Regions from separate parts of the Homo sapiens genome. Here region 1 is linked to region 2. A link is a loop called in an ENCODE intact Hi-C map of the cell type or tissue named here. Cell type or tissue: mammary epithelial cell. All regions are shown on one strand. Links, peaks and the distances in the headings refer to the core of each region. The heading gives the core; the rest is flanking DNA. Region 1 overlaps ABCC1 (ATP binding cassette subfamily C member 1 (ABCC1 blood group)). Region 2 overlaps ABCC1 (ATP binding cassette subfamily C member 1 (ABCC1 blood group)).

Region 1 (10,403 bases), core at 952-8,951, 59 kb after region 2:
TCACTATGTTGCCCAGGCTGGTCTCAAACTCCTGGCTTCAAGCAATCCTTCCACCTCAGCCTCCCAAAGTGCAGGGATTACAGGCGCATGCCACCTATATCTGTACCCAGCCTATTAGACAATTAAATTCTGGTGTTTTTTCTGAGTTTTATTATTAGAAACACTTTACTCACCTTCTGCTCTACAAATGTACAAAAAAAAACCAAACTACAGCCAAATAAACCAGTAATTTTTTCTTCTTCCTTTTTCTTTTTTTTGAGACAGAGTCTCGCTCTGTTGCCCAAGCTGGTATGCAGTGGTACAAACTCAGCTCAATACAACCTCCGCCTCCCGGATTCAGGCCATTCTCCTGCCTCAGCCACCCAAGTAGTTGAGATTATAGGCATACACCACCATGCCTGACTAATGTTTATATTTTTAGTAGAGACGGGGTTTTGCCATGTTGGCCAGGCTGCTCTCCTGGCCTCAGATGATCCACCCGCCTTGGCCTCCCAAAGTGTTCAGATCACAAGCATGAGCCATTTCGTCCAGCCCTTCTCTTTCAATAACAGATAATAATTTGAGCTGTGCCCATTATGCATCAGGCCCTGCTGGGGTTGTACCCACAGAAGACACAAAAGTCAGCTGCTATATGTCTGCAAGTAGCTAACATGTTACCCTTCAAAGAGGAGGCAGTACACTGAGCATGCAAAAAAAACAAAACAAAACTATTTCAGGGAGTGGGCTGGGCACGGTGGCTCACGCCTGTAATTCCAACACTTTGGGAGACCACAGAGGGTAGATCACCTGAGGCCAGGAGTTCAAGATCAGCCTAGCCAACATGATCAAACACTGTCTCTACTAAAAATACAAAAAAAAAAGAAAATTTAATGGGCGTGGTGGTGTAAGCCTGTAGTCCCAGCTACTCGGGAGACTGAGGTAGGAGAATTGCTTGAAGCTGGGAGGCAGAGGTTGCAGCGAGCCAAGATGGCACACCACACTCCAGCCTGGGCAACAGAGCGCGACTCCATGTCAAAACAAAAACAAAACAAAAAAAACTATTTCAGAAAGTATTATTAGATGAGTTCCTATACTAAAGTTATTGGGACTCAAAATTCAAAAGAAGAAGTCCATCTAATTGAGAAGGGAGGGTAAATCAATGGAAGTAGTGTTTGTTACAGCCTTGGGGGATGAGCAGGCTTTCATCAATTAGGAAGAAGGAAGGAAAGGTACGTGGCAAAGATCCAGAGGTAGCAAAGCACAAGGCATGTGTTGTGCTATGAGCCTCTTTGCTTATCATTTTATTTTGGGAACTCTCCCTCTCCACATGGAAGGGCTGTCAATCACATCTCTTCTGCCATGGGAGAGGACATGTGACCCAGGCTGGCCAATGAGAGAACTCTGCCTCCTGGGCCACAGTGATTGGTTCACGGGTGTGAATAGGACCAAGCCAGGCTAATCAGAGTGCTCTCTGAGACTGACTCTGGCTGTGCAGAGAAATGCTGCCTTGTCTTTTCTCTGGCACCTTTATCTATCAGGATGTTATCAGCCCAAAGCTACGGAGCCATGTAGGGAAGTACCACTGAGAATGATGTTAACTCAGAGGACAACAGGGCAGTGGGTGAAACTGAGTACTGACAACATTGCTTGATCTCCTGGATCAATCCACACCTGAAGCTAGTCCCCAGATTTCTGAGATACATGCAGCCCCAAAGTTCCCTCTATTTACTTAGGCTACTTTTTTTTTTTTTTGGAATTGGAGTTTCACTCTTGTTGCCCAGGCTGGAGTGCAATGGCCCAATCTCGGCTCACCGCAACCTCCGCCTTCCAGGTTCAAGCAATTCTCCTGTCTCAGCCTCCCAGGTAGCTGGCATTACAGGCATACACCACCACGCCCAGCTCATTTTGTATTTTTAGTAGAGACGGGGTTTCTCCACGTTGAGGCTGGTCTCGAACTCCTGATCTCAGGTGATCTGCCCGCCTCGGCCTCCCAAAGTGCTGGGATTACAGGCGTGAGCCTCTGCAACCGGCCACTTAGGCTACTTTAAGACAGATTTATATCCCTTGCAATTGAGAGAATTTTGACCACCATAATTAGGGACTAATGAATAAGTGAGTCTGGTTAGCGTTTGGGAGGATTCAAGGGGAGAAATATGATGTGTCGTCCATTGTAGGGTAGTTAATTACTGACACTGTCAAGGAAAAGAGAAAATGAAAACGCCATGCCACCAAGGAGAACATCAACCTGACAATTCAGGAAAGGAACAAAATACTGAGGAATTGGTTAACAGGCTGGAAAATAAAATATGAACCACAGCCGGAACTGCCAGGGAGCTCTACATGCCATTACCATCAACACCCACTCCCTCGGCCCACTGCCCACACGTAGAAGTCCCTCCCTGCATGCAAAGGGAAACGGCGTTAAACACACACCAGCCACAGGAGGTAGAGAGCAAGGATGACTTGCAGGGGGGCTGACCAGATCATGTTAATGTACGTGGCCAAGTCCATGAACCTCTGAGCGTCCACAGACATGAGGTTGACAATCTCCCCGACCGTGGAGGATTTTCTGGCTGAATTGGTGATCACCAGGGCCTGTGGGACAAAGGAGAGGGAAGGTGGGTGAGTGTGGCAGCTGAAGAGGCCTGACTCTCCCTCCAGACCCACGGAGAGGAAGGAGACTCTCAGGGGCAGAAATGCCGCAGATCTCTCCTCCTCCCCTCCCGACCTATCTGTCTGCCCAGGACGCCTGTGTCATCTCAAAGCCCACATTCTTATCCGCGGTGCTCAGTGCCTCCCAACCTTGAACTCATCAGTTGGCAAGGGACCCTAGGTGTCCTCGAAACCAGGGCTTCGCATGCTTTAATGTGCACACATGCGGCCGGGTTTTTCTGGGGGGAGTGGTGGGGGGTGGGGGGAGTTGTTTTGGATTCTGCAAGTCTGGGGTGTGGCCTGGGATTCTGCATTTCTACGCTTCCAGGCTGTGTCAGTGCTACTGGTCCCAGATCCCACTGAAGGACTGAGGGTGTGGGCCAGGGTCTCTAATCCTTGGCATTCTTGACATCTGGAGCCAGATAATTCTTTGGGGGGCTGTCCTGCGCACTGTAGGAGTTTTAGCAGCAATACCTGGCCTCGACCCACTACATGCCCTCGCCCCCAGTTGGGACAACCGAAAATGCCCCCAGATATTGCCAAACGTGCCCTGGTGGGGGAAAATGTCCCTAGCCCTCAAACATGATTGCACACTATCACCTCGTGAGTTTTAAAAACACTAAGACATTAGCAGGCGTGGTGATGCATGCCTCTGGGCCCAGCTACGTGGTGGGCTGAGGTGGCAGGATCGTTTGAGCCCAGGAGGTGGAGGCTGCAGTGAGCCAAGATCATGCCACTGCACTCTAGCCTGGGTGACAGAGCGAGACCCTGTCTCAAAACATAAAAATAAATAAAAAACAAAAACAATGACACCTGGGTGCCACCACAGCAATCGCAATTTCACTGGTCTGGTGCAACCTAGGTGTCAGGAAGTTTTTTTGTTTTTTCAGACAGGGTCTCATTCTGTCACACAGGCCGGAATGCAGGGATGCTATCAGGACTCACTGCAGCCTCCAACTCCGGGGCTGAAGTGATTCTTTTAACTCAATCTCCTGAGTAGACGGGACTACAGGTACGCACCACCATACCTGGCTAATTTTTTTAAATTTTCTGCAGAGCCAGGGTCTTGCTATATTGACCAGGCTGGTATTGAACTTCCAAGCCTCCAGTGATTCCCCCACCTTGGTCTCCCAAGCTGCTGGGATTACAGGCATGAGCTACAGTGCCTGGCCTGCATCAGTTTAAGCTCCCCAGGTGAGTCTAATTCACAGACAGGCCTGAGAATCACTCCTCTAGTTCATCAAGTACCTGCAAGACTGTCTCTTCCTAACCTAGGAGCCAAGCAGTTTCCTTGACCTCGAGACAAAAAAAAAAAAAAATTTATAGGGATCAAGAAGGTAATTTAGGTCCTTTGAAATTGGATGTACACAAATGCCTGCTACATACTCTTACCATGCAAGGAATGTGCCACCTGCTCAGTTCAAATTAAGAGTGACAACAGGCTGGGCGCGGTGGCTCATGCCTGTAATCCCAGCACTTTGGGAGGCTGAGGCAGGCGGATCACCTGAGGTCAGCAGTTCAAGATCAGCCTGGCCAACATGGCGAAACCCTGTCTCTACTAAAAATACAAAAATTAGCCGGTCGTGGTGGCAGGCGCCTGTAGTCCCCGCTACTCAGGAGGCTGAGGCAGAAGAATCGCTTGAACTCAGGAGGCAGAAGTTGCAGTGAGCCAATATCATGCCACTGCACTCCAGTCTGGGGGAGAGAGTGAGACCTGGTCTCAAAAAAACGAAAAAAAAAGAGTGACAACAAGCTGAAACACAGAATGTTAACAGCAGAATGAGGATCCAAACTTGGATTTCCCCACAACAAGGGCCACTGATCCATCTAAGAAACTCAATTACTCACAGCTGATACACAAAGACATCTACACGCCCACCCTTGAAATCAGCTTTCCTAACGTACAATGCCTGATGCGTGCTGTCCCTGCCACCTAAGGTCACGGAAGCTACCCTCATCCTACTGCTCCAGAAGCTGGGCTGGAAATCCCCACGCTGGCCCCAGAGTAACCCAGGGCTGCAGGAGGGGATGTGGAAGTCGGGCCACATGCCAATGGCACAGCGTCCCCTACCTTCCGATAGACAGCCCCAATGACAGCGGTCTTGATCCTCATGCCACTGACGAAGCAGATGTGGAAGTACTGGTGCAGCACGAGGGTCTGCAGGCAGGCAGTGACAAACAGCAGCACGGTGTAGAAGTAGCCCTGCCAGTCTGGGGCCTTCGTGTCATTCACGAACTTGATGAGCAACCTGCAAAGGAGCAAAGAGAGGGCCTGGAATGACTTGTGACACGTGGGGGCAGGGAAGAGAGCTTCAGTGTTGGCACTGCAACTTTCTCCTGAGCCAGATGAGCTAGACACTATCACTTCAATTTCATAGATGGAAAAACAAGTCCACAGTGGTGATCTGGCTGTGCAGGTGACCCAAACTGCTCATAAAAGAGGCCTCTGCCTTGGGGTTGTGCACTAATTGCTCTAGCTATATCTCATCACCAGCAAGTCACCCAAAGGAATTGCATAGGGAACACGAGGTAAAGAGGTAGGGAGGAAAAGAGAAGGGATGTGTAGCCCCTGAGTCACAGAGCAGCAGAGAGCCAGGTAGGAGAGAGGCAACTTCCTTTCTGACTCCCCAGTTCCTGGTTGCAGTTTTTTGTTGTTGTTTTTATTCTTTTTTTTTTTTTTTTTTTTTTTGAGACAAAGTCTTGCTCTGTCGCCAAGGTTTGAGTTCAGTGATGCAATCAGCTTGCTGTAACCTCTGCCTCCTGGGTTCAAGCAATTTTTATGCCTCAGCCTCCTGAGTAGCTGGGATTACAGGCGTGCACCACCACGCCCGGCTAATTTTTGTATTTTTAGCAGATGGTTTTACCATGCTGGCCAGGCTGGTCTTGACCTCCTGACCTCAGGTGATCTTCCCACCTCAGCCTCTCAAAGTGCTGGGATTATAGGCATGAGCCACTGCGCCCAACCCTGGTTGCAGTTTTTTCATGAGATCTGCTGGCATTTCCTTGCTCTTGGTTTCCCAAGACAATGCCATATCCTCCCCATTTGGGTTTTAGGGGAGCCTAGTGGGTTTCTGTTACTTGCAAACGATGTGGTCTTCACTAATATGGTAATTAAGTAAAGCATAAAGTAAAGCTAGGCAGTGACCATGGCTCACATCTGCAATCCCAGCACTTTGGGAGGCCGAGGCAGGAGGATCGCTTGAAGTCAGGAGCTCGAGACCAGCCTGACCAACAAAGCAAGACCCTGTCTCTATTTTTTTCAAAAAAGCTAAAGTAAAAATGGAGACATCTGGCTATGAGCCCACTTCAGGACACAGCATGACCCCAGGGTTATGACTGATGCAACTGAAAGATCAAAGCCAAGGAGGGAAAATGGAGCCCACCTGGGAGGGAAGGGGTCTTACTTTAAGATCTGCGGCCCGGAAAACATCATCAGGTCGTGGATGGCCTTGAAGAAGAAGCTCATGAGGAAGTAGGGCCCAAAGGTCTTGTATAACACCTTAAACAGAGAGGGGTTCCACTCCTTCTGTGGGGACTTGACGATCAAAGCCTCCACCTCCTCATTCGCATCCACCTTGGAACTCTCTTTCGGCTGGGCAGGATCCTTGGAGGAGTACACAACCTTCACCGGCTGCCTGGAACACAAGGAGGTGAAGCCGTTGTGGGGTCTGCCAGAGATGCAGCCCCCTACCACAGGGACATGGCCAGGGAATGTCACCCTTCAGGGAAGGCAGAGTCAAAGACAACAAGCCCAGGGAAAGAGGCAGCTCAGCACAGTGGTTACAAACACGGGCTCCAGAGCCACGGGCTCCAGAGCCACCGGCTCAAGGTCTGGCTTGGCCACTGGCCAGCTGCGTGACTTCAGACAAGGTCCTTAAGCTCTCTGGGCCTCAGTTTCCTCCTCTGTGAAATGAGGATAAAAGTAGGACCTACCTCCAAGGTAGGTAAGATTAAACGAGTTGAATAAGTTAAAGACTTAGAAAACTGATGGCTCCAAACTGATCTAGAGTCAAGGCAATCCCCATCAAAAGCCCAGCTGGCTGCCAGGTAGAAATTATGAGCTAACTTTAAAATTCACATGGAAACTCAAGGATCCAGAACAGTCAAAACAATCATGAAAAATAAGAATCAAGTTGGAGGATTCACACTTCCTGATTTCAAAACAATACAAAATAACAATCATGGCCAGGAGTGGTGGTTCACACCTGTAATCCCAGCACTTTGGGAGGCCAAGGTGGCTGGATCACTTGGGGTCAGGAGTTTGAGACCAGCCTGACCAACATAGTGAAACCCCATCTCTACTAAAAATACAAAAATTAGCCGGGCATGATGGCAGGTGCCTGTAATCCCAGCTACTTGGGAGGCTGAGGCAGGAGAATTACTTGAACCTGGGAGGTGGAGGTTGCTGTGAGTGGAGATCAGGCCATTGCACTCCAGCCTGGGTGACAGAGCAAAACTCCATCTCAAAAAGAAAGAACAACAATAGGCTGGGCGCAGTGGCTCACGCCTGTAATCCCAGCACTATGGGAGGCCGAGGTGGGCAGATCACCTGAGGTCGGCAGGTTCAAGACCAGCCTGACCAAACATGGAGAAACCTCATCTCTACTAAAAATACAAAATCAGCCCGGCATGGTGGCACATACCTATAATCCCAGCTACTTGGGAGGCTGAGGCAGGAGAATCGCTTAAACCCAGGAGGCGGAGGTTGTGGTGAGCTGAGACCACACCATTGCACTCCAGCCTGGGCAAAAAGACTCAGTCTCAAAAAGAAAAAAACAAAACAAAAAAAAGAACAACAATCATCAAGACAGGTAAAGGGATAGGCATATATACATCAGTGGAAAAAAAAAAAAAAAAAAAAACAGTCCAGCCAGCCAGAGCAACACAGCAAGACCCTATTTCTAAAAAAAAATTTTTTTTTTGACTGGGTGCAGTGGTTCATGCCTGTAATGCCAGCACTTCGGGAGGTCGAGGCGGGTGGATCACTTGAGGTCAGGAGTTTGAGAACACCCTGACCAACATGGCAAAACCTTGTCTCTACTAAAAATATAAAAAATTAGCCAGGCATGGTGGCGGTTGCCTGTAATCCCAGCTACTTGGGAGGGTGAGAAAGGAGAATCGCTTGAACTCAGGAGGAGGAGGGGGTTGCAATGAGCCGAGGTTGTGCCACTGCACTCCAGCCTCAGCGCCACAGCAAGACTCTGTCTTAAAAAGCAAATAAATAAAATTGACTGTGATGATGACTGCACAACTCTGTGAACACACTAAAAATCAGTGAATTGTATGTTCTGCATACATGAATTGTGCGGTGTATGAATATCTCAATAAAGCTGTCACCAAAAAAGTAGTCTTTATCTTATAGGGATTTTTTTTTTTTTTTTTGAGATGGAGTCTTGCTCTATCACACAGGCTGGAGTGCAATGGTGCGATCCTGACTCCCTGCAACCTCCGCCTCCTGCGTTCAAGCGATTCTCCTGCCTCAGCCTCCCGAGTAGCTGGGATTACAGGTGTGCGCTACCACACCCAGCTAATTTTTATGTTTTTAGTAGAGACAGGGTTTCACCATGTTAGCCAAGCTGGTCTTGAACTCCTGACCTCAAGTGATCTGCCTGCCTTGGGCCCCCAAAGTGCTGAGATTATGGGCATGAGCCACTGTGCCCGGCCAATAGTTCGTTCTTGTACATCACTTAGTATTCAGTTGTGCAGATGTACATAACTGGTGCATCTGTCTGTTCACTTGCTAATAGATGTCTGGCTTACCTCCAGTTTGGGTTATCACAAAGTAGCTAAGAACATTCCTGTACCAGCCTTTTATGAACATATGTTCTCAGCTCTGTTGGCTGGATGCCTGGGAAGGGGGTGACTGGTGGTATGTTCACTGTGTCTAACTTAAAAAAAAAAAAAAAAAAAACTGCCAAACTCTTCCAGAGTCACAGAAGCATTTCACATTCATGCCAGCAGAAACCACAGTCCAAAATGGCCCTAAGCTCTGAGTGGCCATACACAAAAGAGAACATAAAACCACTACACACAAACCAATGAAGCACTGGGTTTTTAAATCCAAACAATTCAAGCAATTCTCATGCTTCAGCCCCCCTGTAGCTGGATTACAGGTGAGCGCCACCACACCCGGCTAATTTTTGTATTTTTAGCAGAGACAGGGATTCACCATGTTGGCCAGGCTGGTCTCGAACTCATGAACTCAGGTGAGCCTCCCGCCTCAGCCTCCCAACGTACTGCAATTACAGGCATGAGCCACCATGCCCAGCCACACCTGACTTTTGAGAAGGAGTCACTCATGGGTGAAGAGAGGTGGTAAAAGGATCCAGGAAGCCATGCAGAGCCCCCAGCCCTGGCGTCCATCACCTGATCCCCGAGCCTAGGATACCCAGCAGCCCAGAGCTGCACGAGCTGCATTCCTTTCTCTGGTTAACAAAAGGGATCTGAGTGTAAGGGGCCACACCAGGAAATTCCAGCCTAGGACAGGGTTTTCCTTCTCACTCTCTCCAGGTTCACAGGGGTTACAGGTGCCAGATCTGGCTTATGCCTCTGGGAATAAAGCAAGCGATCCGTCTACCAATGTCCCAAGTAAATGATCCCCTGGCTCCACGCTGAGGATCTCTAAACACCAAGGTACTCACAGAGCCAGACCCTTCTCAGGTGGCCCGCTTTCAAGCCCCAAGACCCAGTTCTCACCACATCCTCCCTGGCAAGATCAAAGTGTACAGATGAATAAATAAAACTTGTACAATTAAAACCTGCCCAGCATGTACTCAGGGCTAGGGCACAGCTTATCATATCATATATCTCACTGAATTCTCAGAAAATGCTCTGGGTGAAAAATGGAGGCTCCAGTCAGGCACAGTGGCTCACGCCTGTAATACCAGCACTTTGGGAGACCAAGGTAGGTGGACTGCTTGAGCTCAGGAGCTTGAGAACAGCCTGGGCAACATGGCGAGATATCATCTCTACAAAAAAAAAAAAAAAAAATTAGCCAGGTGTGGTGGCACGTGCCTGTAGTCCCAGCTACTAGGGAAGCTGAGGTGGGAGGATCACTCCAGCCTAGGAGATGGAGGTTGCAGTGAGCCGAGATCGTGCCACTGCACTCCAGCCTGGACAAAAGAGTGACACCCTGTCTCAAAAAATAAATAAATAAATACAATGGCGGCTCCCGGTGAGGCATGAAGGGACTTCATGGACAGCCCTTGAGGTTCCCACCCTGGTCTCCCTGCCTTCACTCTTGTCCCTAAATATCCACCTTCCCCAGGACAGCCTGGGTTGTTATGAACCAGAACTCAGCTGGGTGTGGTGGCTCACACCTGTAATCCCAGCTATTTGGGAGGCTGAGGCAGGAGGACTGCTTGAAGCCAAGACTTGGAGACCAGCCTGGGCAACACAGTGAGACCTGTCTCTATACATATGTAACTAACCTGCACATTGTGCACATGTACCCTAAAACTTAAAGTATAATAATAATAAAATAAAATAAATTTAAAAAGGCCAGGCGCAGTGGCTCACACCTGTAATCCCAGCACTTTGGGAGGCCGAGGCAGGCAGATCACCTGATGTCAGGAGTTTGACACTAGACTGACCAACATGGAGAAACCCCATCTCTACTAAAAATACACAATTAGCCGGGCATGGTGGTACATTCCTGTAATCCCAGCTACTCCGGAGGCTGAGGCAGGAAAATCGCTTGAACCCGGGGGGTGGAGGTTGCAGTGAGCCAAGACAGCACCACTGCACTCCAGCCTAAGCAACAAGAGCAAAAT
Region 2 (10,403 bases), core at 1,523-9,522:
GAGGTTACAGTGAGCCGAGAATGCGCCACTGCACTCCAGCGTGGGTGACAGAGTGAGACTGTCTCTAAAAAATAAAAAAAAATAAAGAGTGCTGGGCATCGTGGCTCACACACCTGTAATCCCAGCACTTTGAGGGGCTGCGGCAAGTGGATCACCTGAGGTCAGGAATCCGAGACCAGCCTGGCCAACATGATGAAATCTCACCTCTACAAAAAATACAAAAATTAGTCAGGCGTGGGGGCACATGCCTGTAGGCTGAGGCACAAGGGTCGCTTGAAGCCAGGAGGTGGAGGTTGCACCAAGCCAAACTTACTGCACACCAGCCTGGGTGACAGAGGGAGACATTGCCTCCAGGGGGAAAAAAAAAAAAAGGAGTTAAACCAGCTGAAAATGGAAAAAAGGTGGCAGAACCAGCATGTGCAAAGGCCCTGAGGTAGGAGGGAACACAGTGCATCTGGGGAACTGAGAGAAGGCACTGGTGGCTGGAGCCAGGAGATCATGGGGCAGCAAGGAACAAGAGGCTGGAAAAACCGGTCGCAGTCAGACCACACATGGCATGGGAGACTCGGGTCAGGATTCCAACTTTTAGCCAAGACTGACAGAAAGCAGAAGCCACCAATGAGTTTTAAGCAACGTGTGACATGTTGCCTGGCAACCAAGGCCAAATGTCACCTCAACACCACAACTGGGCCAGCCTCCTCCAACTCTTTTCACTCTGAGCACAGAATACCATCTCACCCATCTTCCCAGTGCCCAGTTCGCTCCAGGAGGTGAAGGTTGGAGTTTCTTTCCCTCCTATATTCCCTGTGGAGCCCAGCATGGGGCTAAACAAATGTGTCTAGCCGCCTGACATGAGAGACAGGGCAATCTGCTTTAGGCCAGCCCCCACCTAAACCACCTGACTTGGTTTCAAGAAATTCCAGGGATCTTTACCCGTGTCTGTGCTCATTGTCATTTCAAGCTTTTCATGCTGAATTTTGGGTCATGAAAATCATCTGGACTGGGTGCGGTGGCTCACACCTATAATGCCAGCACTTTGGGAGGCCAAGGCAGGACAATGACTTGAGCCCAGGAGTTTGAGACCAGCCTGGGAAACACAGTAAGACCCTGTCTCTACAAAAAATTTTAAAATTAGCTAGGTGTGGTGGTCCACACCTATAGTCCCAGCTACTCAGGAAGCTGAGCTAGGAGGAGCTCTTGAACCCAGAAGCTTAAGGCTGCAGTGAGCGTTGGTCACACCACTGCACTCCAGCCTGAGCGACACAGTGAGGCTCTGCCCCTCACCAGAAAAAAAAACAAAAATCATCTGACCCTACGGTCTAGCTGAAAGGTAACAGGTGAAAGATAACAGGTCTGATGTGTAACTGGCTGCTTCCTTTTGAGTTTTCAAGTCCCCATTCTGGAAAATGAAAAATGTGGGTGAGGAGACAGGTCATAATTAAGAATGTGTTTATTTCACCACTTGGCTTTGTCATGCGGCCAAGTTGCCTGCTGTCCCTGAAATTAGCCTGCAGCGTTCAGGAACCTCTTTCTCATGAGTAGTGGAATGTGGTGGGCTCGGGGGTCAGAAATGACAAGTGTGTGGCCAGGTGTGGTGGCTCACATCTGTAATCCCAGTACTTTGGGAGGCGGGCCAGTCACTTGAGCCCAGGAGCTCAAGACCAGTCTGGGCGACAGGGCGAAACCTCATCTCCACAAAAAAATTAAAAAAATTAGTCAAGCGTGGGGGTGCACACATGTAGTCACAGCTACTTGGAAGGCTGAGGTGGGAGAATCACTTGAATCCGGGAGGTGGAGGCTGCAGTTAGCCATGATTGTGCCACTGCACTCCATCCTGGGTGACAGAGTCAGACCTTGTCTCAGAAAAAAAAAAAAGAAAACAAATTAAAAAAAAAAAAAAGGCCGGGCGCAGTGGCTCATGCCTATAATCCCAGCACCAGCTCTTTGGGAGGCTGAGGCAGGCAGATCACAAGGTCAGGAGTTTGAGACCAGCCTGGCCAACATAGTGAAACGCCATCTCTACCGAAAATACAAAAATTAGCTAGGCATGGTGGCGCAGGCCTGTAGTCCCAGCTACTCGGGAGGCTGAGGCAGGTAAATTGCTTGAACCCGGGAGGCGGAGGTTGCGGTGAGCGCCACGGCACTACAGCCTGGGCAACACAGCAGGACTTCGTCTCAAAAAAAAAAAAAAAAAAAAAAAAGACACAAAGAAACGATAAGCGTGTTGTGCCTGGCTCCACTCTGGGTCCAACTTTGACAAGTAACAAGCCCCCTGGCTTTGATGTTCCTTGAATATAAAATTGGAGTTAAATGAGGATTAAATGGGCCTGGCATCTCTGGCCCTTCCTTCCCATGTCCTGCGATTTGGGGTAACTTCTCTGGCTTCCTGGAGGGTCACTAAGGGTAAGGCGAGAGAGGACACCAGAGTCACCTCTGCCCCTTGTTACGGTCCTGACTCTGATGACAAGTTAAGGAAGAAGCCAGGAACAGACAGTCCTCGGAAGCTCTGGACACATCCGGGCAGATCTAAGAGAAAGTGCCCCAGCCCCACTCCCCGGCTACCACCTTTCATGTTTTTTTTTTTGTTTTTCTTTATCTGCATGCTTATTTTTTACCTACTTTAAAAATTCCATTCCCTTTAAAAACAAAAACAAAAAAAACCACATTTATTTTTAAAAATAAACTTTGGATCACCACCATAAATGGAGAATTATTAACACTTGCCCAAAATAGACGATCTTTAAAAACAATAAAACAGGAGCTCAAAACCCGGTCTCCTTGTTACAAAGAGAGGATAGTGGTTGATAGGTTGAGAAGGCAGGGTAGGACCCAACTGGGACTTTCTCAGGGACGTAATCATTAGGACCAAATGAGAAATGAAAAACAGGCAGGACGCGGTGCTCACCCCTGTAATCCCAGCATTTTGGGAGGCCAAGGTGGGTGGATCACCTGAGGTCAGGAGTTCAAGACCAGCCTGGCCAACATGGTGAAACCCTGTCTCTACTAAAAATACAAAAATTAGCTGGGCAAGGTAGCAAGTTTCTGTAATCCCAGCTACTCAGGAGGCTGAGGCAGGAAAACTGCTTGAACCCAGGAGGCAGAGGTTGTAGTGAGCCGAGATCGCACCACTGCACTCCAGCCTTGGTGACAGAGTGAGACTCCATCTCAAAAAAATAAAAATTAAAAAAAGAAATGAAACAAACATTCCTCTGTCATTTAATGCGTCTGTGCACAACCGGACACCATCTCATGCACAACTGAACCCCACGTTGCAGGAAGCCCTGATTTAAAGCATCCAGCTCACCTCTAGCGAATGAGACCCCCCTGAGCTGCTCAGGCAGTCAATAGAGCAGAGACTACAAGTACTAACCCTGGAGTTGGCCAGGGTTCAAATCCCAGTTCTGCCGCTGACCAGGGGTGACCGTGAGTAAGTCACTTAGCCTCTCTGGCCTCAGTTTCTGGTGCTGCAAATAGTATCTTCACAGGTGTGTTGTGATGGACAGGTGAGTTAACATAGACAAGGCACTTTGCACAGTGCCCAGTGCACAGTGGGCGCTCTATAAACTCCAGCCACTGTCATCACTTAAGGAGCGAATCTCACCTGCCCTGTCTGCGCCTTGTCAGCCTCCATCAGCTTCCAGGTCTCCTCCTTCTTGGCCTCAGCTTTCTGCAGTTCTGCGGTGCTGTTGTGGTGCCTGCTGATGTCCCCACTATAGGAGGAGGAGCTGCTGAGCTGTCTGGAGAAGCAAAGCACAAGGGTGTCAACCGTACAGATGCCTTGGGCAGGGTCGGAGGGCTCCCTGCTGGGACTGCTATTGTGGGTCTGAACCATGGCATAAGAGACGGAGTGTTTCCACATGCACACATGTAAACATATATATGAATATATGCACCACACCCCACCATGTCACTCTCCAGGTTTATAGGTACCCAGAGAAAGGCAGTGTCTCAGGCAGGAATGAGACCCATGGGAAACGCAATCTGTGATGATCTCTGGGGGCCTGCAAAAAGCCCATGACAACTGGTATATAAAAAGTGCGTGCTTTTTTTTTTTTTTTCTGAGATCAATTAGAATTCATCTCAAAAAAAAAAAAGCCAATAAAAGATATAACAGAAAGGGCACATCGTAGATCATTTTTCAAACATGAAAAAGATTCAAAATGTAACATATGATGAAAAACATAGGGCAAAGTACCCAGCTAGTTCGATTTTCTTGTTTTACAAATGTGGTGGGCACTGGGGTGGGATCTTGCCTGACTGCTCCTTCATGCAAGCGTGTTACTCAGAAAGCATTATTTGGCCAGGTGCAGTGGCTCACACCTGTAATCCCAGCACTTTGGGAGGCCGAGGTGGGCGGATCACTTGAGGCCAGGAGTTCAAGACTAGCCTGGCCAACACGGTGAAACCCCGTCTCTACTAAAAATACAAAAATTAGCCAGGCGTGGTACCGTGCACCTGCAGTCCCAACTACTTGGGAGGTTGAGGCAGGAGAATCGCTTGAATCCCAGAGGCAGAAATTGCAGTGAGCCGTGATTGCACCACTGCACTCCAGCCTCAGCGACTGAGTAAGACCCTGTCTCAAAAAAAAAAAAAAAAGCACTTTTCGCACATCAGTGGTCATGAGCTTTATGCAGACCCCCAGAGATGATCACAGATTGCGTCGCCCACAGTTTTCCGTTCAGTGGCTGACATCGCGCCACTGCACACTGCACTCCAGCCTGGGCGACAGAGGGAGACTCATGTCAAAAAAAAAAAAAAAAGAAAAGAAAAGAAAAGAAATTATGGAGACCATGCAAAACACAGCTGCGGCTCACTGCCGTGGAAATTTCTATACTTTCCTCTACCCACTTATCTCCTGCACAAGATTATAAGCTAACTGAGGTCAAGAGCCCCATATGAGTCATCCCTGCACCCCCAGAACTGTGTCCCCTGAAAACACTTCCTGAAGGCCGAATAAACCTCCACCACCTCCCCTCTTTGAATTAGCGCCTGGGATTGGGTAAACTTTCCTTACCCATGAGATCTGTGCAAAGGTCTTTAGTTAAGGCCTAGTGAGGTGGAAGTGGCCCTCAAATCTGAAAGCAAGAGTGAGTTTTCAGGGAGTGGCAGAGGGAGCAACTGGAACCAACTCTGGATGGAATCTAGAATTCAAATGGGGAGCTGGGGCTTCCTGCTTCATGACCTAGGACTTCACACATCCACACACCTCGACAGAAAATCTTACATCCTTCTACACTCATGCACTGTCTGGAGTCTCCCACTAGAATTTAGGCTGTGTAAGATTGAGAAGTGACAGCGTGCTGGCAGCCCTCGCAGCCCTCGCTCGCTCTCTGTGCCTCCTCGGCCTTGGCACCCACTCTGGCAGCGCTTGAGGAGCCCTTCAGCCCGCCGCTGCACTGTGGGAGCCCCTTTCTGGGCTGGCCAAGGCTGGAGCCGGCTCCCTCAGCTTGCGGGGAGGTGTGGAGGGAGAGGAACGGGAGGGAACCGGAGCTGCACAGGGCGCTTGCGGGCCAGCGCTAGTTCTGGGTGGGCGTCGGCTCGGTGGACCCCGCACTCAGAGCTGCCGGGCAGCCCCGCCAGCCCGGGTAGTGAGGGGCTTAGCACCTGGGCCAGCAGCTGCTGCACTTGATTTCTCACCGGGCTTTAGCTGCCTCCCCGCGGGGCAGGGCTCGGGACCTGCAGCCTGCCATGCCTGAGCCTCCCCACCTCCCCGCTATGGGCTCCTGCGCGGCCCGAGCCTCCCGGACGAGTGCCGCCCCTGCTCCATGGCGCCCAGTCCCTTCCACCGCCCAAGGGCTGAGGAGTGAGGGCGCACGGCACGGGACTGGCAGGCAGCTCCACCTGCAGCCCCAGTGTGGCATCCACCTGGTGAAGCCAGCTGGGCTCCTGAGTCTGGTGCTGACTTGGAGGCCCTTTATGTCTAGCTAAGGGATTGTAAATACACCAATCAGCACTCTGTATCTAGCTCAAGGTTTGTAAACACACCAATCAGCACCCTGTGTCTAGCTCAGGGTTTGTGAATGCACCAATCAACACTCTATATCTAGCTAATCTAGTGGGGATGTGGGGAACTTACGTATCTAGCTCAGGGGTTGTAAACACACCAATCAGCACCCTGTCAAAACGGACCAATCAACACTCTGTAAAAACAGACCAATCGGCTCTCTGTAAAATGGACCAATCAGCAGGATGTGGGTAGGGCCAGATAAGAGAATAAAAGCTGGCTGCCAGAGCCAGCAGTGGCCACCTACTGGGGTACCCTTCCAAACTGTGGAAGCTTTATTGTTTCACTCTTTGCGATAAATCTTTCTGCTGCTCAGTGTTTGGGTCCACATTGCCTTTGTGAGCTGTAACACTCACCATCAAGGTCTACAGCTTCACTCCTGAAGCCAGCCAGAGCACAAACCCAGCGGGAGGAACGAACGACTCCAGACACGCCACCTTAAGAGCTGTAACACTTACCGCGAAGGTCTGCAGCTTCACTCCTGAGGCCAGCGAGACCACGAACCCACCAGAAGGAAGAAACTCCGAACACATCCGAACAGCAGAAGGAACAAACCCCAGACGTGCCACCTTTAAGAACTGTAACACTCACCGTGAGGGTCTGCGGCTTCATTCTTGAAGTCAGTGAGACCAAGACCCACCAATTCCGGACCATAACCATGTCCGGATGATAACCATGGCAAAAGCGACATCTACGAAGTGTTTGTCTGTTCCAGGCACCGTGCTATGCCGCATGGTCTTTGCTCTCTCCTGACCCCTGTAGCAACTGCAGGTCCGGGATCCTTTCTCAGATCTCCGCGGTCTGATACGTTTAGGCTCCGACTTTGTCAATTTTTGTTGTTGTTTTACTGTTTTCTGCTGCTGCTGCTGTTTTGTTTTGTTTTTGTTTTTTGAGATGGAGTCTCGCTCTGTCACCCAGGCTGGAGTGCCATGGCGCAATCTCGGCTCACTGCAACCTCCACCTCCTGGGTTCAAGCGATTCTCGTGCCTCAGCCTCCCGAGTAGCTGGGACTACAGGCGCCTGCCACCATGCCTGGCTAATTTTTGTATCTTTAGTAGAGACAGGGTTTCATCATGTTGGCCAGGCTGGTCTTCAACTCCTGTCCTCAGGTGATCCGCCCGCCTCAGCCTCCCGAAGTGCTGGGATTATAGGCATGAGCCACCCTGCCTGGCCGACTTAGCCAGTTTTTTAAAAGCTAGGATGGTTAATATACTGCATACGCTATAAATCCCCAGGGATCTAAGGAAGCCCTCTATAATCAAACACGAGCATACTTCCTTTTTTGTAGAGATGAGGTCTTGCTATGTTACCCACTGTGGTCTCAAACTCCTGGCCTCAAGCGATCCTCCTGCCTCAACCTCCCAAAGTGCTGAGATTACAAGCAGGAGCCACCACACCTGGCCTTGAGACAGTTTTAAATCAAATGCTGCTTCACAAAGCCTGAACCTTCCAGGCCCCGCCAAGAGACCTGAGCAAAGACCCACACCATGTAGGGAGCCCGAGTGTCAGAAGCGTGGACAGCTGGTTAAATCATGAGGCCTGTGTGAGTTGTGCCACCTGGCAAAAAGAGTGCCACATTCCTTCTTTGGGCCTCTGTACTCTGAAAAGCAAGGTCCTTGGAGGATTTGGGAGGGAAGGTAAAAGCCCAGGCCTTCCAGGACCTCAGGGGGCTGAGGCCTTTTTTTGTTCCTCCTCTTGTCCTCCCACTGGCAGGGCAGGGTCCTTAGGTTGGGGCCTTCCTCCCCGCCCTTACCTCTGCAGTTGCTTCCCTGCACTGTCCGTCACCAGCATGCCATTCTCCATTTGCTTTGCTTCCTTCCCTGGACCGCTGACGCCCGTGACCCCTGGCAGAAGAGAGACAAAGGGGGCAAGTGGGGTTATATGAGGCAGATGCTAAAACCAAGGGCAACAAAAACCGGCCACTTCAGTGAGGAGACCACAGAGCACCTGGCCGCCAGGATGATCAGAAAGTAGGAGACCTGCTCTGCAGAGGCCATGAACAGGCTGTCTGGTTGTGGGGCAGGTGGTATCTGGAGCTCAGTCCCTTGGGGTAGGGACAGTGCTTTGCAACTGTGCAGAAGGCTCCATCCACTGAGGGCACTGGGCCTGAGCCAGCATCCTGTGCCAGCAGCAATGGGTAAAACCCAGCCCAGAAAACAGTAGCCCTGCTATGTTAAGCTCACTTCCTAGGACCAGGATGCAAGGAAACGCATGAGGGAAAGGGCATAGCCCCGTGATTCCCAAGCATTGAAAGAAGAAGTGATATTCAAAATAGATAACCAATTTGACAAGGCCATCAGCCAACAGGCAGAGGCCCGGAGACCCCTGTAGTGCCAGGAGTTAACCCTTCAGTTCCTAGACCACAGAGAGGTCCCAAGAGTTCAGGGTAAAAGGTACCTGGGGCAGTGGCTGTTTCCACAGTAATAAAGTATTTCAACATTTGAACTGGGGAACCAAGTTCTGCCAACAACCAGGTGAGCTTCAAAGTGGACCCTTCCCTGATTGAGTCTTCAGATGAGACCCCAGCCCTGGCAGATGCCTTGGTTGCAGAATTAGGAAGGACACTGATAAGGACACCAAGGGACACAGCAGCTGGATATCTGCCCTGATCCCAGGAAGAATCCACCCAGCATCAACAATAATCACCGGAACATCAACAATGACAATGACAGCCAACATTTATCAAGTGCACTTGGGCACCGTGTGTCGTGTCAACACAGATCATATCTCTTTCCCGGTTCACAATAACTCAGTGATGATGATGACTACTGCCCCCACTCCGCACTGACTGCCTCATTCTTTGGTGCCAGGAGAGAAAGCAGCACAATGTAAGGCACCACAGGGCTGACCCCAGAGAAGGTGGGAGAGGACCCAGGACAGAAGATACAAAAGGGATAAATACGCAGCCAGCAGCATGGTCAGGGTGACCCTGGGAACATGCTCGGGTGATGACATGAATAAAAGCAGAGCTCAAAAATGCAAAATCTTGCAGAAACAGCCACAGGGAGACACAGACACACCTGGAAGGGAAGAGGGGGCTGCAGATCATTCCTGGACAGAGGGAGGCACTCCATGCCAGGAATTCTCAGTCTTGGTTGTAAATGAGTCACGGGGGGCTTTATAAATGAGCAGGTGGCCGCCGGGCACGGTGGCTCACACCTGTAATCCCCAGCACTTTCAAGGCCGAGGCGGGCAGATCGCTTGAGGCCAGGAGTTCAAGACCAGCCTGGCCAACATGGAAAAACCCCAACTCTATTCTAAAAATACAAAAATTAGCTGGGCGTGGTGGTGCATGCCTGTAATCCCACCTACTCGGGAGGCTGAGGCTCTAGAATTGCTTGAACCCGGGAGGCGGAGGTTGCAGTGAGCTGAAATCATGCTACCACACTCCAGCCTGGGTGACAGAGCGAGACTCTGTCTAAAAATAAAAATAAAAAATAAAAATAAAAAAAAAATCTAAAAAACACGAATAAAAGAAAATAAACCAAAAAATTAAAATTAAAAACTGAGCAGGTGCCCTCGTGTCCAGCCCAGTCCCTGCTATGAGTCTCGATTAGAGCTCCAGGAACTGTGATATGTGGGAAGTGTTCTCTCACTTCCTGGCTGTGCCCCTTGGGGAAATGATAAATCTGTCTGAGCCTCATCTTCCACATCTGCAAAACAGGAACAGCAGACCCAACCTTCATTTGCGAGAGGGTGAAACGAGACTGCACGCAGTGCCTGGCACAGCAAGTGTTCAGTGATGGCGACCCCCGTGTTGCTTATTACTAAATACATTTTTAAACAGGTTCTACAGAGAATTCTAGGCACAGCCAGGAACTGAGAAACTCTGCTTTAAACATTCCCTTTAATGTCAGCATCTGTTTTGTTTTGTCTAAACTAACTAAACACTAACTTAAAAAACAAACAAAACACAAATAGCCACATCACCCAGGAAGGAAGAATGATACCAAGCAGGACTTCCCATGCAGCCTGTCCTCACACACATGTGTGACACTGGGAACCAGCCATGCCCTTAACCATCTTTCTCTGTGCAGGGATGAGAATGTTCCAGAACACTCCCAGGGACCCCCATCTGGAGGCTGCATGCCGCAGAGAGCCCCCCCGCTCTCCTACCAGCAGCCTCAGGCCACCCTCCTATAAGCCTCAGCCTTCACTTCTCCTGTTCGTCACTGAGCGCAGCCACCATGGTCAGCTGGGAGCTTCTGCAGGCATGCAGTGCTCGCTAAGGCTGTCTTACCCTCTCAACCCACCAATTAGCCCACAGGTCGAACTGGGCAGCTGGAAAATTCCACTCTGCACGGAGGAGGACCAAGCGCCTAAGAGGAGGAATCTGAACATCAGTTAGTCCACCATCCTCTCAGCATTTTTTTTTTTCCTTGTCTTGAGACAAGGTCTT

Evidence for each region. A loop is a pair of places that touch in the nucleus more often than their neighbours do. Peaks named below come from ENCODE experiments on the same cell type or tissue, not always from the same donor. Only the 100,000 strongest peaks of a DNase experiment are listed, where the experiment ranks them.
Region 1: a loop joins it to region 2, with 4 times the contacts of the local background. A loop is called at or near these places in 3 of 110 quality-filtered maps.

Annotation. Positions count from the first base shown.
Region 1 is chr16:16,040,313-16,050,715 of GRCh38, reverse strand. ABCC1 (ATP binding cassette subfamily C member 1 (ABCC1 blood group)) reads right to left here. Exons shown (of 31, transcript NM_004996.4): 8 at 6,036-6,266; 9 at 4,703-4,880; 10 at 2,413-2,574. Among named protein-coding and RNA genes, the nearest start is that of ABCC1, 96 kb to the right of the region's middle. RefSeq lists a silencer at 9,070-9,364. In mammary epithelial cell, for the core only: no CTCF peak of the experiment used is centred there; a DNase peak (open chromatin) is centred at 5,185.
Region 2 is chr16:16,100,072-16,110,474 of GRCh38, reverse strand. ABCC1 (ATP binding cassette subfamily C member 1 (ABCC1 blood group)) reads right to left here. Exons shown (of 31, transcript NM_004996.4): 20 at 7,758-7,848; 21 at 3,602-3,737. Among named protein-coding and RNA genes, the nearest start is that of ABCC6, 120 kb to the left of the region's middle. RefSeq lists enhancers at 9,730-10,229, 10,230-10,403. In mammary epithelial cell, for the core only: no CTCF peak of the experiment used is centred there; no DNase peak of the experiment used is centred there.